Regions from separate parts of the Homo sapiens genome. Here region 2 is linked to region 1. Evidence: read pairs that join two places in POLR2A ChIA-PET (ENCODE). Cell type or tissue: HCT116. All regions are shown on one strand. Links, peaks and the distances in the headings refer to the core of each region. The heading gives the core; the rest is flanking DNA. Region 1 has its middle 43 kb from the start of TBX4. Region 2 has its middle 8.3 kb from the start of NACA2.

Region 1 (8,340 bases), core at 177-8,176:
CCCTGTCTCTACTAAAAATACAAAACTTAGCTGGGTGTGGTGGTGTGAGCCTCTAGTTCCAGCTACTTGGGAGGCTGAGGTACGAGAATTGCTTGAACCCAGGAGGCAGAGATTGCAGTGAGCCGAGATGGTGCCACTGCACTTGAGCCTGGGCAACAGTGTGAGACTGTCTCAAATAAAAATAAAAAATCAAAATAAAAAAAACCCTCTCGCTCAGCATAAGACAAAGAAATTTTGTCCTCTGTTGGCTTTGGCGTCTGAATTTATACTTCCTGCATAGTCTAAAAATCTCCGAACTAAAAATCAACATAAAAGGTTAGTCTTCAAAAGCAAGCAAAACTTTTCTGAAGGAATCTGACAGGAGATAAAGCCTAGCTTAGGATGAATTCTCATAAAATTATAAAACAATAAAAGATAAATATCTGTTGTGAAATATCAGTAGACCCAATAAATGGCAGTTAGATTAGTCACCCCTCCCCACAAGAACCTCAGATAACAGAATTATCATCTAGAGATTATTTTAAAATTGTTTAAGATAATTAAATACAAAAAAGAAGAGATTGTGAACATCAGAAAAAGCAATAATTTTTAAGACTAAGCTGACTTGAAAAAGAATCAAATAGAGTTTCAAGGAATGAAACATACAATTGTCCTTGAAATTCAGAGTATTCATTGATTCCATGAAAGTGGAAAGTCTTAGTTAAATAAATGACTGGTTCTAACCATAGAAGCATAAACATGACCCCTGGTTAATTGTCCTTTTGTACTGCGGCCATCAGACAACCCTCCATCTTTGGTTGTGACGTGCTTAACACCAGCAGACATGGAATAAGCAGGAATGTTCTGAATGGGCTGGACATCCCTACAAACTCCTTCCCAGGGTATTTGTCTGTCTGTCTTAAATACTAAATGTGGCATTTTTAGTGAAATACCACCAAAAGGGTAATGCTGAAAAATGACCTAGCAAAATAGAAATTCAGAGGGAGCTTCCTGGTGGCTACACAGTTACTATTGGAGGGTTTTTTTTTTAATGCTACCTACACAAAATGAGCCCCATCTGGCCTGGTTCAGGCTTAGGCTGTGTTGCAGGCAGCTGACATAATTCCCCATGTTTAATTTCAACACTTTCCCCAATCTGCATAGTGGAACCAGCCCTTGCAGATCTTGGAGTCAGATTGGAATTTAAATTCTAGTTTCACCGCCTACCACTGTATCTGGCCCAGAGTTGACACTCAGTCTCTGAGACCTCCTTTCCCCTCCCACCTCCAGAATCTTTATCAAAGCCTCAGGACACACAGTGGCTGTGCTTCTGCTCATCTGAGTCCTAAGGACCCTCAGGAAATGGAGATAGTAGCTACTATTTACAATTACTCTTGCCAGTCATTGCCCTCTGTGCTTTATATACGTTACTTCATTTCTTTTTCTTTTTCTTTTTCTTTTTCTTTTTTTTTTGAGACGGAGTCTCACTCTGTTGCCCAGGCTGGAGTGCAGCGGCACAATCTCGGCTCACTGCAGCTTCCGTCTCCCAGGTTCAAGTGATTCTCCTGCCTCAGCCTCCCAAGTAGCTGGGATTACAGGTGCCCACCACCAAGCCCAGCTAATTTTTGTATTTTTAGTAGAGATGGGGTTTCACCACGTTGGCCAGGCTGGTCTCGAACTCCTGATCTCAGGTGATCCACCTGCCTCGGCCTTTCAAAGTGCCGGGATTACAGGCATGAGCCACCGCGCCCAGCCACGTTACTTCATATCGATTCTCACAACTACCCTGAGACATATACATATATAATTTTCCCCATTTTTTAAAATAAAGAACCTGGTACTATTTTTTATTTTTATTTTGCCCAAGATCACACCCTACAGCATGTCAGAAAGGAGATTTGAACCCATGTCTGTTCTAGGTTTTTTCCATAACACTAAGTAGCCTGACTTGTGGCTTATGGTAATATTTTCTAAATCCAGCTTCTTTCTGAAAAGACTTCATTTTCACAAAGGTTTAAACACTTGCAAGTAAACAAAAGGGGTGGGTTCTGTGGTCTTCACGACAGCCATGTTCCCACTACAGGCCTGGCTGCTCCCTCAGCTGGGAGCTGCTGCCCACTCTTATGGAAACTGCATCCAGGACAGGCTTTATTGATGCTGCCTTCAAAGCCAAGGCGGCCATCTGAGAGGATGGAAGAAACCAGTAAAGTATGGGACTCTGGTGAGCCATCCCAGGTACAGTTGTGTTTTTATGCACCAGCACATTTGTGGAGCAAATTTGGTGTCCTCATAACGGCAGTTCATGAGTACAAGTGAGGTTCAGTTCTTTGTGTAAACAGGGGAGAAAGCCTGTGTCTGAATATAATTCCGACGGCATCAAGGTCATTTTAGAGCTGGTGGAGCTCTATTTGTCTTAGGAAATCTCGAAAACTTTTATAGGGAATTCGGAAAATATTTTCGGCCAGCAGGAAAGATAAAATCCCTGCACACAAAGTGCAGGCATGGGCCCAGAGACTGAACAGACAGACTGCTGTAAAACCCCTGTTTAATAAGGCATTAAAATGCCATCGACCTGGACACATTTTTTAAAAAAAAAAGAGCTATGAAAACAAATACCATTCAAATAATTAGGATCTTATGCCTGAGGCCAGCCTTGATGCCAAGCAGGGACTTCCCTGCAGGAATCGGAGCTGAGCCTGATTCCCAAAAGGAGGAATCAGCCAAGACAAAGGCAGCTCTGGGCCTGGGTTTTTTCCCAGCCCCCTTCGACTGCCTGCCTCTAGATGCTGAAGGCAGGGTATCTACAGTCGTTTCCCTCCCCACATCTTGGGTAACTTTCTAGTCCAGTAGCTCCAGTGGGGGTCGTGTGCCCCCTGAGGCTGACTGACCTGCCTTCAGGAAGGCCCGCGGGGAAGGCCTTGAAGGCTGAGCCCTTGTACCTTTCTGCTCCATAAAGGACAAGGAGGCATTTGAAGGCCTGCTCTATTGGGAACTATGTGCCAAATGGGAGTGAAGGTTGGATAGTGAACATTTGTTTATGAACGTAGCTGTGAGGGGGAAAAAAGATGTCTTTTCATTAGCTCCTGCAAACACGGAAGCTGCCGCTGAGCTATTTCCTGCCACCGTAGCTTCTGAATAGTTGAAGGCCAGGTGCCCAGTGGCACATTACTTTACCACCCCTAATATCGCCCCCCCAGGGTAGTTTCCAAGGGCTAAGCCTCAGAAATCTGAAAAATAAAGAACGTGTCATTTTATTATTTCTGAAATGGTTGTTTGTTTGTTTGGGGGGCACCAGTATTGCACAAGACTGATGCTTAGCAGGTCTAATTGAAGGAGCTTTCATAAAATTGAATGTTAAATCCTATTGTGTCTCTGGTACAATTTGAGAGGACCTCTTTATTTTTTGCCTTTTCATTCTCTTCCTTTAAAAAATTCTCATATGAACTTGTATCAGTGATGGGTAACTCTGCTTAAGGAGTCCCATAGAGAAAGTTGTAACTATCTGAATATATTTCTCATGTTTGATTTCTTCTTCCTCCTGTACATTTCCTTTTCTTCCAAGAGATTGTAATCACAGCAAAATTTCAAAATGAGAGAGCAGAGAAAGAGAGAGAGAAGAAAGGCGGGGGGAAAGAAAGAAATATAAAGCCCTCACATTTTCTGGGGTTAATTTGAATTGAACCAGTTGGTTTCATTTTGCGATACAAAAGAAAAATTCAGGCCTTAGGGCCTAAGACTTTCATTAAATTCAGCTTTGGCAAGTTCTAATAATACAGGGGTTTATTAAAAGCGTGAAAAATGTCATTGCCGAAGCCTTTCCTAAGCCGCGGCCTCACCTCTCAAGTATGACTCACGCTTCCTCCGTGGCCGCCTGAGCTGTAAAGTTGGGGGCAGGATATTTGAGGTCCAGGGAACCGGTTCCTTGAATCTCTCTTGCCATTTGGCCAGGATCACGTCCCAATTAGCGACCTTGCCATACAGAGCAGTAGCTGGACAGCAAAAGTGAGAGAGGGGCTGAGTGCTCAGGCCTGTTGTAAACGATTAGTCCAAAAGAGTAGCGCGAAACTTAGAACCGCTGTCCCCGGCAGGAGGAAATGAAAGGATCAACACGAGAGGAGCACTGTGGCCAATTGTTCCCGGCCACAGCCACAGGCTTTTCTGTGTGTGCCGGAAATTGACCTCCCCAAAAGCCGAGGATGCAGGCGGGGCAGGGAGATTGATAAGGCAGGTGATGCTAAATCATCCCCCTCTCAGAGCTAATGGGATTGGTCAGTGCCTTGCCAATCATTCCCCCTCCTTACCCTATAAAAATCAGTGGGTCTTTTCGAGAAGAAATGAGCATGGACTGGCACTGATTGGACCAACAAGAAGCTTACTCATCGCAATCCTTTTCACTTCTTACTACGTATTTTCATTCAGAAGCATCTCATTTGGCCTGTGGACCAAGGCCAGGAGGTTGGCAACACAGATATTACTCATCCCTTTTTATAACAGAGGATGTTGAAGCCAAAAAAGATAGAGGGACTTGCCCAAGGCCTCCAAAAACACAGCAACAAAGCTGGGACTTTCTTTTGACAATAGATGTATCCCAGTGTCACCGAGTGTGGCAACAGACTTGGAAGGAGGCAGCAAAGCTCAAGCCATCCCTTCCTGGGGGCACTAGTGAGGATGGCTGGCTGACCTGCTGGAGGCACATTCTTTTCTAAGTGTCCTTGAATGCTGTCCTGTGTCCTGGATGAGCCCCAAACCCCTGGCAGTGGGGGGCGCTCAGAGGGCTGGGAGGACCAGGCAGGAATTCCCCAGCGTCACTCTCCTGCCGCTGGCCTTGTGCACCTAACCGCACGTAGATCTGGACTTTGGCGTCTGGTAAAGGAGGCTTAACTGTGAGACAGGAGACGCAATAAAGTCAATAAACAGAATTTCCCAGAAAAGAAAAATCTCACTCTTTTAGACATCTAAAATGAGTCCCGTGCAGACAGGCAAATTATGTGGGGGGAAGGGGAACAACTTGAACTGAGCACACGTTTCATCTCTATCGTCTCATTTAATCTTTTCTATAACCTTGAAAGATAAGGAGTATTTTATTGCCCCTAATTAACGTGGAGAGACAGGCTCACAGAGATTAGGCAGGCATCTAATGAGGAGTGAAGCTCCAGGCCTCTTCTCTTTCCACTCCTGGGCCTGGCCTCTCCACCCAGAGCTCTGGTGATCCACCTCTGGGAGGACGGTGGAGAGCCCAGGGCATGACAGGAATGGCAGAGGTCCCAGCCTGTGAGCAGAGCCTCATGTTGACTTCCCCATCCCCCTGTGGTCTCCATACATTTTTAAATCTCACCTCCCTTCAGCAAAAAGCCTTAAGGCTGGACGAAGTAGCTCACACCTGTAATCCCAGGACTTTGGGAGGCCGAGGCAGGTGGATCATGTGAGGCCAGGAGTTCCAGACCAGCCTGGCCAACATGGTGAAACCCCATCTCTACTAAAAATTTAAAAATTCGCTGGGCGTGGTGGTGTGCATCTGTAGTCCCAGCTACCCAGGAGGCTAAGGCATGAGACTCGCTGGAACCTGGGAGGCAGAGGTTGCAGTGAGCCGAGATGGTGCCACTGCACTCCAGCCTGGGCAACAGAGCAAGACTCCATCTCAAACAAACAAAGAAACCTTAAAGCACAAGCTACCAATATCTTATTTACAAATTGATTTACAAATTATACATATGTACTACTATACAAATATAGACATTCGATATTTGAAAAGTATTAGAATAAGTTTAAAATGTAAGATAAATAGAGAAAGAAGTTCTACCTCCTCCGTCCCTAACTTTGCTCCAGAGAGGTCTGCTATAGATTGAGACAGAGCCCTGCCATGGCTGAGAAATTCGTGATTGCAAACATGATTTGGGAATCATCATCCTTTAGCGCTGCAAGCGTTGTGAGGAGCTGTGCGGAAGAAAAGGAGGCTCAGAGAGAGGGGAGACACGGCCAGCATGTGACAGATGCGACTAGGACCACATCTTCTCATGCTGAGTCCCAAGCTCCGTGCTCTCCTCTACACTGATAGAAAAAGAAGCCAAAGGTTCATTTTCTTGGGCCAGAAAATTACATTTGGGTCTTTCATGGGACAGACTGGAGATTAATGCCTGAACCTCCTACGTTGTGTCCCGCATACATTCAGGTCCACAGCCGCCCTGAAGAGACAACCACTGGCTTTTCAGTCTGGGCCACAGAGCATGTGGGCCAGGCTACCAGCACGTGGGGGCTAGGGAGAAGGAGGACTGTGCTGTGCCATATTTGATGCTATTAAAAGCAGCTCGCATAGTTTCCATCATTCCTCATGGAGCTGCGTCATTTCCCAGACCCAGCTCTTGCTTCAGGCACCCTAGTTAGGAATTCTGGAAGTTAAAGAAAAGTGATTCCCAAACAAGTCTCTTCTAAGTCATCCCAAGGAAGCATATTTTGACCAAGAGTTGGAAAGGCAAGGAAAGGACACCCTAGCTTTGCTATCCAAGCCAAGTGGGGCTTGGGGACATCCCCAAAACACTTTATTTTCCCCCAGACACTTTAAACAGTTGTTTTCGAGGTACCTGAACTATTTCCTGACTCTACCAGCTTGGGCAGAGCTGACTCACCCACAGGGGGAGGGCGAGAGCTAGTGCAATGACAGCCCCTCCTTTGATCAGCCCCTTCTCTGTGAAGTGGAGGGCAAAAGACAACCCAAGTTCATGGTCCAGTGGGGATGGGTGGTTGGAGTTGGTGGAGGTGACTATAAATTATCATCCTCTAAAAGGGTAACCCTCTGCCATTTTGCATGCTTCAAGTCATAAACTTATTTTACAACATGTTTGTTTCCTTTTTGTTAATAAACTCAAAGTCACTAAAAATACACATCGATTGGGTCCAGTGGCCTCAGAGGACAAGGGAAGAAGGCAAGACCAGCACAGAACACGCAGTGGTAGTGGTGATAATGGCAGCAGTAGTGGCATCTTAGAGAAAAAAGCGAAAGCTTTGGGTTGGAGAGACTTGGGTTTGAAGCCAGTTCTGACCCTTAGCCCATAACCTCGAGCAAGTTTCTTCACCTCCTTGAGCCTCAGTTTCCTCCTCTGTGAGGCAGTGGTGATAATGCCTCTCCTACCAAGTTGTGGGGAGGATTAGATATAATAATCCTAATATAGTAGAGTGCCAAGTCCAATGGCTGATGGCTGATTACTAACAAACTCAGTGTAAATGTCTTTTTCTTTTCTCATTTTATAGATGGGAAACCTAAAACTCAGTTCAGATTCAACCCTCCTTTTCTGAATCTGAAATCTAAAGCAATGCCCTTCCATAAGAGGGGAAGGAAGGAGGGTGGGAACCAGCATTTGTTGAGTTCCTGTTTAGTATCGGAACATCAGGGACAGAGAATGTGCCAAGCCCTCTCACATATGTTATTTTAATCTCCATGATCACAAGAAGCAGATGTTATTTCCAATATTATCTCCATTGCATTGACAGGCACAGAAGGAATGGCTATACTTACAGGCACAAACCAGAAAGTGACAGAGCCAAGTATCGAACCCAGGATTTCTGGCTTAAGAGGCAGAGTTGGTGCCACTAACTCACGGATGCTGAGACATCTACTTCAGTGAGATAGCATTTACCCCTGAGGGGAAAAGGGGAGATCAGAGTGGAAAATTCAGCACCTATTCTTGGTAGAAGGCTAGAAAAGAAGCAGCAGCAAGGTAGGTCTTAAGTCATCAACTCTTTTATTTTTTTATGAGATGGAGTCTCATTCAGCCACCCAGGCTGGAGTGCAGTGGCCTAATTGTGGCTCACTGCAACCACCGTCTACTGGATTCAAGTGATTCTCCTGCCTCAGCCTCCCAAGTAGCTGGGATTACAGACACCCGCCACCATGCCCAGATAATTTTTGTATTTTAGCAGAGATGGGGTTTCACCATGTTGGCCAGACTGGTCTTGAACTACTCACCTCAGGTGATCCGCCCGCCTTGGTAGAAGTCATCTTGCGCCCGGCCAAGTCATCAACTCTTAAGGCTGCAGGTAGCCAGGAGGCGTAAAGGATAACTGGCCCACGGGCGCAGTGGCTCACACCTATAATACTAGCACTTTGGGAGGCCGAGGCGGGCGTATCACCTGAGGTCAGGAGTTCAAGACCAGCCTGGCCAACATGGTGAAACCCCGTCTCTACTAAAAATACAAAAACTAGCTGGGGGTGGTGGAGCATGCCTGTAACCCCAGCTACTCAGGAGGCTAAGGCACAAGAATGAGAATCATCTGAACCTGGGAGGTGGAGGTTGCAGTGGGCCAAGATGGTGCCACTGCACTCCAGTGTGGGTGGCTGAGCGAGAACTTGTTTAAACATAAATAAAT
Region 2 (8,340 bases), core at 333-8,332, 87 kb before region 1:
ATAATATAGAATTTTATAAGCCATCCTCTATTCTCGAAGATCCTCTTATATTGTAATGAGGAGGGTAAACACATGAAAAAAAACTTACCTAAGATAAATATTTCAAAGGATATAAGAAATAATTAGAAAGAAAACGTCCAGGTGTGGTGGCTCATACCTCTAATCCCAGCTCTTTGAGAGGCCTAGGTGGGAGGATCAGTTGAGCCCAGGAGTTTGAGACAAGCCTGGGCAACATGGCAAAACCCCATCTCTACAAAAAATATAAAAATTGGACGGGGGTGGTGGCATGCACCTGTAGTACCAGCTACTTGGGAGGCTGAGATGGGAGGATTGCTTGAGGCTGGGAGGTCAAGGCTGCAGTGAGCTTTGATTGTACCACTGCGCTCCAGCCTGAGTGACAGAGCAAGACCTTGTTTCAAAAAAAAAAAAAAAGTAAAAATAAAAATAAAGAAAACATGCAAAGAGGAGAATTATTAGGAGCCTCAAATTGGTATGTTAGCAGGCCTCTTTTTATCCATGTATTTATCCGATATTTTGGTCAGAGCAGCTTACAATATGATTAGTCTACTAATACTAATTTTCCAAGGTTTCTGCAAAGTGATTTAGTAGCAGGAATAATTATTCTCACCAAATACACCAGGGAAATAATCAGAACAGGACTTGTACAAGGTCTTATGACAATTATAGAAAAGATATTTAGATGTCTTGACTCCTAGCGATTTACTAAAAATAAATTGATTTCTAGGGAGATTTGGCCACATATTTCTTCGTTGTCTGTTAGTCTACACATTTCTTCCTTACATCTGTAAAGCTTTAAGTGTGGAAAATAAATTCCAGGATGTGATAATTAGTTATAAAAGGGCTAAGGATTATCAAGAAAGAAACCCAAGAAGAGAAACATGCACAAAATGTTGAAGAAAACTAGCAATGATTTTTATACTTGTTTTACTCTAAATCATCGTTTTTTGAACTTTTAACCATGATTCACATTAAGAAATACATTTGATCTTAAGACCCAAAGTTGCTATCTTCACTGTGTCAAATGTACCTTTGCCGTTATATCTATTTCAATTTTTAAAATTCTAGTCAGAACCCAATAAATGGGTCAAAATCCATAGATTGAAAATTCTTGCTTTAAATTGTCCACAGCTTAAAAAAAAAAAGTATGAGTTAAATGAAAACATAGATTAGTCCAAGTCAACTTTAGTAACTTGATATGATCATTTCTTTTCCTCGCTGACAAATATGTACTTTAAAAAAAAGAGAAACCTAGTGTGCTTGAATTAATATTTTCTTTTTTCTTTCTTTTTTTTTTTTTGAAATGGAGTTTCACTCTTGTTGCCCAAGCTGGAGTGCAATGGCGTGATCTTGGCTCACCGCAACTTCTTCCTCCTGGGTTCAAGCAATTCTCCTGCCTCAGCCTCCCAAGTAGCTGGGATTACAGGCATGCACCACAATGCCCAGCTAATTTTGTATTATTAGTAGAGATGGGGTTTCTCCATATTGGTCAGGCTGGTCTTGAACTCCAGACCTCAGGTGATCTGCCTGCCTCGGCCTCCCAAAGTGCTGGGATTAAAGGCGTGAGCCGCCACACCTGGCCTAATATTTTCTTATAAGACTCATCTAGGAATATAGAACATTTTGTTTGCCATCTATGAATTATTACAATAAATGCTTTTTCTGAATTTTGCACCCATTTTTAAATAAAGGAAACGATACAAATGGTATTCTAATTCCATTTAAAAAACTTTCAAAAGAAGGAAGTTATTAATAAATGTGCTCAACGTTACATATTTTTAGGATACTGACAAGTTTTTGCTTAGGTTGCCTGTTCTTATTTTAATGTAATAGTGCAAAAAGGATAGACAGATGTATTTGTTGTTTTTGTTTTAAATCAGCTAGTGTGAACTTTCAATAGCAGATTTCTGCGTTCTCATATAAATCATTTGTATCAGATTCATCTGTTCATCTGTTCCTTTTCATATGGTTTATCACAAGTGGGTTGCAGCTGGCAGCCTTACAAACTGGAATTTGGGTTCTATTAACAGCTCCAGTGAACAATTTCTCTCTAGTATCTGGGCTTCTTCATTGCTACACACGCTGAACATGGCTTTAGCACATTACTTAAAGCTCCCTCAATTAGAAATTGCAAGATAGCTGTCATCAAACTCATGTAATGTGGACCAGTCAAGTGTCTGGCAGAATTCTTATGTGCAACAGATTAAATACATACATTGTTTTCTCATCTTGAAGCAAATACATTGCTTTTATAGCTAATGGAAAAATCAGAAGTGTTTCCATTATCTTAGTTTTAAAAATATGTATACAACAAAGCAAATCTCAAAGTAAAATGCATGTTTTTTAAATATCACATTTAGGAAGTGGATAAAATAGCTTTATTTTCATCAGAGTGAAACTTCAGCATCATTTTTAAGATGTGAAATATAAAAATAATGAGGGATTGGTAGCTTTTGAGTAAGTAGCATAGTTGCTAAACATAATGAATTTTACTGTTTGGCAAGTTCATGTAAAATTCACTCAACTTCTAAGCAATATTGTGTCATACGGTAGAAAATGCACTAGGCTATGTAGAAGGCCTGGGATCTGGGCTTAACCATTTACTGATAGTGTAATTTTAGATGATTTGCTTAACCTTTCTAGGCCTCAATTTCCTAATTTTAAAAATGAAGGTGTTGAACCACATGGTTTCTAAACTCTATAGTATCTTGGGAATAGTTAGGCTTGAGTTATGTATTTAGTATATGAACATTAACAGACAGGAATTACGACTCTTTTCTTTCCACATTAATTAGTTGGTACCTAACATCACACATGTAGGAAGTAAAAACAGTGTCTTTGTTTGAATGCCATAAAGTTTAATAAACATAAAAAAAAAAATCTCTGACCCCTCTTGGAAACTAATAGAAAAGAGGTTTCTAAAAGTCTATTCTGGGCCATGCACAGTGGCTCAAGCCTATAATCCCAGCACTTTGGGAGGCCGAGGCATGAGGATCACTTGAGGCCAGGAGTTCAAGAGCAGCCTGGGCAACACAGCGAGACCCCATTGTTACAAAAAATAAAAATAAAAAAATTATCTGGGTGATATGGTTTGGATGTTTGTCCCTTCCAAATCTCATGTTGAAATGTATTCCCCATTGTTGGAGATGGGGACTGGTAGCACGTGCCTGTACTCCCAGCTGTTTGGGAGGCTTAGGCAGGAGGATCGCTTGAGCCCAGGAGTTCAAGGTTGCAATGAGCTGTGAACATGTCACTGCACTCCAGCCTGGGCAACAGAGCAAGAGCCTGTCTCTCTCTAAAAAAAGTTTAAAAGCCTATTCTTATTATCTAGGCAAAGCTAGTGATTACTATACTAAAACAATAAATTCTATAGAAAAACCATTAATGAAGGCTGAGAGAGTAATAAAACAGTGTGCTCATCCACTCATATCAGTGAAAAAAGGCAGTGTGTTTTTATACAATTGAATTCAACAAAAATTATACTTACTTATGAATACCAGGGCTACCAGAGACAGGGAATGGTGACCATCTGGAGCTAAGAAGTTTCTTCTTCATGTAATCACAGTGATGACATCATTCATAAGTGGCAGAACATAGTAAAGCATTTATCTTTCATTCCACAAGGTGGTGTGTTTTCTGTTTGAACTAGCTGGGTGTAGTATATGTATTCTGAATCTAATGATGTGCTTTTTAAACCGTTTTCTTATTTTTGCCTTGTTTGTAGTACATCATTTAGAATCTTGCCTCTGGGTCTAACAAATTGCTCGATGTCAATGCAGATACGTATAGTTGTTCCCAAATGGATAACATATGCCAATATTTTCTGTATTGCCCTCAATGAACACACTTCTGGGCATATTCTTGACCCTGATCCCAATAAGAAGTCCAAATGTGTTCTCTCTCAGCAAGATCAGCTTCCCCTGTGGCTATTATTTTAAAAATTAAATACACTTCAGAAAAATAATATGATCCTTTACCTGTAAATATTATTTGCATAAATATAGACCTGAATGAAGTTTGTGAAATAATATTAGAAATTATTCAGAACAAAAAGTTAAGTATTATTGGCAATAAAGTCCACCAACTTTAACCTCTCTAAGGATCTACTTAGAGACATCCAAATACCTGAGATTCTGCCTTTTTCTCTCTTGCACAATAACTTCTTCAACTGAGCCTGCTCTCAAATCCTTATTCTCAAATGAATTCTAAGGTTAGTTTCAAGGAATCCAGGTTAAAGATGTTTGGTTTCTGATTATTTGTTTGCCTTCCAGATATTTGTTTCAAATACATCTGTAAACTGAACATCAGTGGTAAGCAAATGTTGGCCATTTAGCCATTCATTCATTTATTCTCTCACTCATTTGTTAAATATTTATTGAGTGCCTTCATTGTTGTAGGCATTTTGTTAAGCATTGAGGATGCAAAAATGAAATGAACTCTCCCCTAAGAGTAATATTAATGATAGTACTCAGCAAAGTAAATGAAATTTAATAACTTTTTATTTAAAAAATAATCCTTTATTTCAAATGATTTTTTCTATTGTTTTCTATTATTGATTTGAAGTTATTATTTCACTTATTTGTTGCTTTCTTGTCTTCAAAACAGTTTAGGCTAAGAGTTATTTATGGCTTTAACACCACATCTTGCCAGAAAAAAAATGATTAGTAAATGCATTTAAACATTTTATGAATTTTAGCTGGCTTCTAATTATTATTTTATTCTAATTTTTGCTTTAAAACAAATTTATATTTTCACTGTATGCTTGGGTCCTGGAATGTTAGAAAAATGGCAGGAAATCTCTCCCAGCAGGTCTTTGGGGAATGGATCTCAAAGGTTATGTATTTAGAGAAGATTATAATGGTCTGAGCTCAGAGGTCAGGAGCCAGTACACACCACAAAAGCAAATATAATTATTAATAGGACACATAATGGAAAGTTTAACTGTGTATAAGAAAAATCAATAGTAGTCTCTTTCCACTCTAGGAGGGGTTGTCAGGTTAAAGAGTGTCCTGGTTCAAATGCAAAACAAAACTCGTGATCAAATGCCTTCCTAAACTAGAGGATAAGTTCAGGTGTTTACCTTTAATAGTCTTTCTGCTCAGGGCATTAAAAATTGTGGATGAAAATGAAAAACATTCTGTATACCGAAAGAAAATAATGCTGCTAAATGGTAAGGTAATTCTTATTCAAACTAAAAACGCCTCTTTTTCTTTCACTCAAATTGAGTCATCAGAATGTGTAGTATTATGCTTAAGCCAATAAAAGGAAGAAAGAATAAAATACTCAGAGGTAAAACATGTCCATACTTACACAGTTTCAAGTTAGAAGTGGTTGGCTAATTATCTTACTAAGTTGCTATCCAACTACAATGCTTGGGGCTTTAAATTTCTGAAGTGCTGCACAAATATTAATGAATTGATTCTTACAACACTTTTTAAAATGTGTGTGTTGTCACTGAGATTTCTAAGACAAAGAGAGAAATTTCAAGTCATTTTAATGAGGGTACACTGGGCTGGAGGGACTGTGGCAAGTTTAAGATATCCTTAAATAAGTTAGTCCTGTTCCAGAGGCAAGAGAGGTACTTCTGGAACAATTAGGGAAGAATTCAAGATTGGATGTGATTACAGGCCAAAATAAACAATAATTGCTACAGATCAGAGTAGAGAGGTAGAAAGCCAGATCAATCTTAGAGCAATGGGCTATTTTGCTTCTTAAGTAATGGGAGGCGTTAACAGACTATGATTTCATCTTGCATCCATACGACCTCAGCACTGTAGCTGGTTTGAGACTAGGGGAGGGAGTTGCTCTTCCTTAGGTAACTCTGAACACATACGTAACATTAACTATCCCTGCACTCAAAGGCCATTTCGTTAGCATCTAAGATGGGTGCAATCTTGCTTGTCAAATATTCCCCAAACAAGAGACAATAAAAGCCAGGCATTCCCCAGGGGCAAATCTTAGAGAATGACCAGAAATGTGGAGGGGGTGGGCAAACATGATGCAGTTTTCTACATGAGTTCTCCCTACCCTGCTTTTTTTTTTTTTTTTTAAATAAGTGAGCTAATTCATGAGATTTCCAAATGCATTCTTTTGACATATGGTAAGAGTGTAAACATACTGAATTTATTTCAGAGGAAGAAGTAACCTGATTGATTCAAACAGTACCTCGGGATTTATTCAGTAATGTCAAAAGTCACAACTTCTTTTTATCACTTTGGATTCACAAAATTGCATGACAGGAAGATGTATGCTTGAGTGTGATTGCTCCCAGACATGCATTTTTCTTCCATCGAGGATCTGAAATAATACTAAAAGACCAACTTGTACTGGAGGGGTTCAGTGGCACCCCTCCAGCATGACTTCCCCCTGAACACTATGCCAAAACCTGTAAAACCATGAGGTTATATCCTGACACCAGTCATTTTCTCTCTGGCATTTAAATTTGGACTCTTCTGTTGATATAAGTGTACTCCAGGTTTAACTAGCTATCTTGTATTGCTTTTTTTGAGGGGAGGGCAGGAGTGATGAGTGGGCCAGTATGGGAGTGAACATGTGAAACATCAAAAGGATATGAGAAGTTGCTAAATAATAGAAGAGCTCTAAAACCAGAGATAATGATATTCTTACACTTAGAAATGAGCAATGTGAAATTCAAAGCCCATTTTATTTGAATGTAGAGAAAGTACACACTGGAATGAAGTCAAGTCTGGTGGAGGATTAAGTCTTCATTCCTTTTCAGGAGGGAGAGCCCCTCCCATGCACGCGTGTCACCACGCTAACAGGCGGCAGGAGACACTGTTGCACTGTGCTCTCTTCCCCAAGCGAGAGGCCTGGGGATGAAATCAGAGATCACTCGCTTGTGAATATGGGGGAAAGAACCCATTTTTACCGCAAGGATTTAATGTGATGTTGATGGTAAGTGACATGATCACTGAAAACAGATGCCATATGGAGTCTTATTGATTGATGTGCAGATCTCTGACAGCAGAAGCACAGGTTGTCAGTTTGCCTTCATGGTTGTCTTCCTGAGATCTAGTCAGGAAAGGCTCATCTTCATTGCAAATGCTGGAACGTGAATCACGCTGACAGAAGAAGACAGGGTTCTTCTAGTGGCCTTTTTATTTCAAAGTATAAGCAACAGGGGGAAATTTCTCTAGAGGTGGGACTCAGGAATTTTGAAATCTCCCTTCACAAAGTCTCATCTTTAAATGAAAATTTCCTCTTAATAGTTCACTAGGACCTGGCTTTTTGTTTTTGTTTTGTTTCGTTTTGCTCAAAACAATGTTTTGTTATCCTTTTAGACAGTTGCTATTATCTTTAAAGAGTTTGCCATCTTTCCAGATCTATGTGTGACAACTTTGGTTAACTTGGGGTTTTGTGGAATGAGGGATTACAGCCCCTCGTGCTTTTGTGTGAGTTTAGATGATGGTATAGTCCAAAGAGATAACACGACTTCACCATGTGTAGTAAAACAGGGACTGACTTAAATTAGGAAACCTCACAGGAGGCAACTAGAGGAGCCCCTTCCCCTGAACTGAGTTTGGGAGACATATGCAGTTTGCTTTTAATTGGTGTGGTCTGATCAAGCAAATCAATTGAATGAAATATTTACAAGCTCTAGAGTGAATGATATTCTTTAGACTCTCAAAGAACGATATATATAGTTAGCTACTAATTATGTGTGATTCTGTAAAAAAAAAAAAAGCACTTGGCAACAACATCAGAAATTATGGCATTGGATAACGTGATGTAATGTTAGGGCATCGGAAGCCAAAGCCCTTACATACTTTATTCCAATGGTAGATTCTAATTATATTTTCTGGATTTGTTTTTGATCAATTAGCTCATATTATGTTTGTTTTAACAGTATTTATTATTTTTAATAATATTTATTAGAGATTTTTCTACTATAAAAGCAATACATATTTTTTCATTAAAAACATGCATAATATAAGAAAAACCACCCATATTTTTATGCCCCAAAGACAACCAACATATTTTTCTGTGCATGGGTTTTTACGTTTTTAAAAAACATACCATATATACAATCCTATATTCTGCTTTTTAAACTTCACATTGTCACATAAAAAATGTTTGGTGTTAAATTCTTCTTAATTTCCTTTTATTAGCCTACAGTGGTAATTATCAAATGAATATACTATGGTATTGTTAGCTATTCCCTTGTTGATGTTTATCACTTTATCATGAGTACTACTGCAATGAACACTTCTCTGCAAACTTGTGTCTCTGCATCTTGGTTTACATTTATATAATTGGCTACCAGAGATAGAATTATTAGATTATTTTATAAGAACATTTTAA

What was found. Peaks named below come from ENCODE experiments on the same cell type or tissue, not always from the same donor. Only the 100,000 strongest peaks of a DNase experiment are listed, where the experiment ranks them.
Region 2: POLR2A ChIA-PET joins it to region 1 with 9 read pairs; 2 of 35 experiments call an interaction of 5 or more read pairs at or near these places.

What each region holds. Positions count from the first base shown.
Region 1 is chr17:61,491,246-61,499,585 of GRCh38, reverse strand. No RefSeq gene overlaps it. Among named protein-coding and RNA genes, the nearest start is that of TBX4, 43 kb to the right of the region's middle. In HCT116, for the core only: a CTCF peak has its summit at 6,600; DNase peaks (open chromatin) are centred at 3,885 and 4,165; H3K4me3 peaks cover 2,569 bases; H3K27ac peaks cover 6,552 bases.
Region 2 is chr17:61,578,735-61,587,074 of GRCh38, reverse strand. No RefSeq gene overlaps it. Among named protein-coding and RNA genes, the nearest start is that of NACA2, 8.3 kb to the left of the region's middle. In HCT116, for the core only: a CTCF peak has its summit at 3,621; a DNase peak (open chromatin) is centred at 3,614; H3K27ac peaks cover 2,440 bases.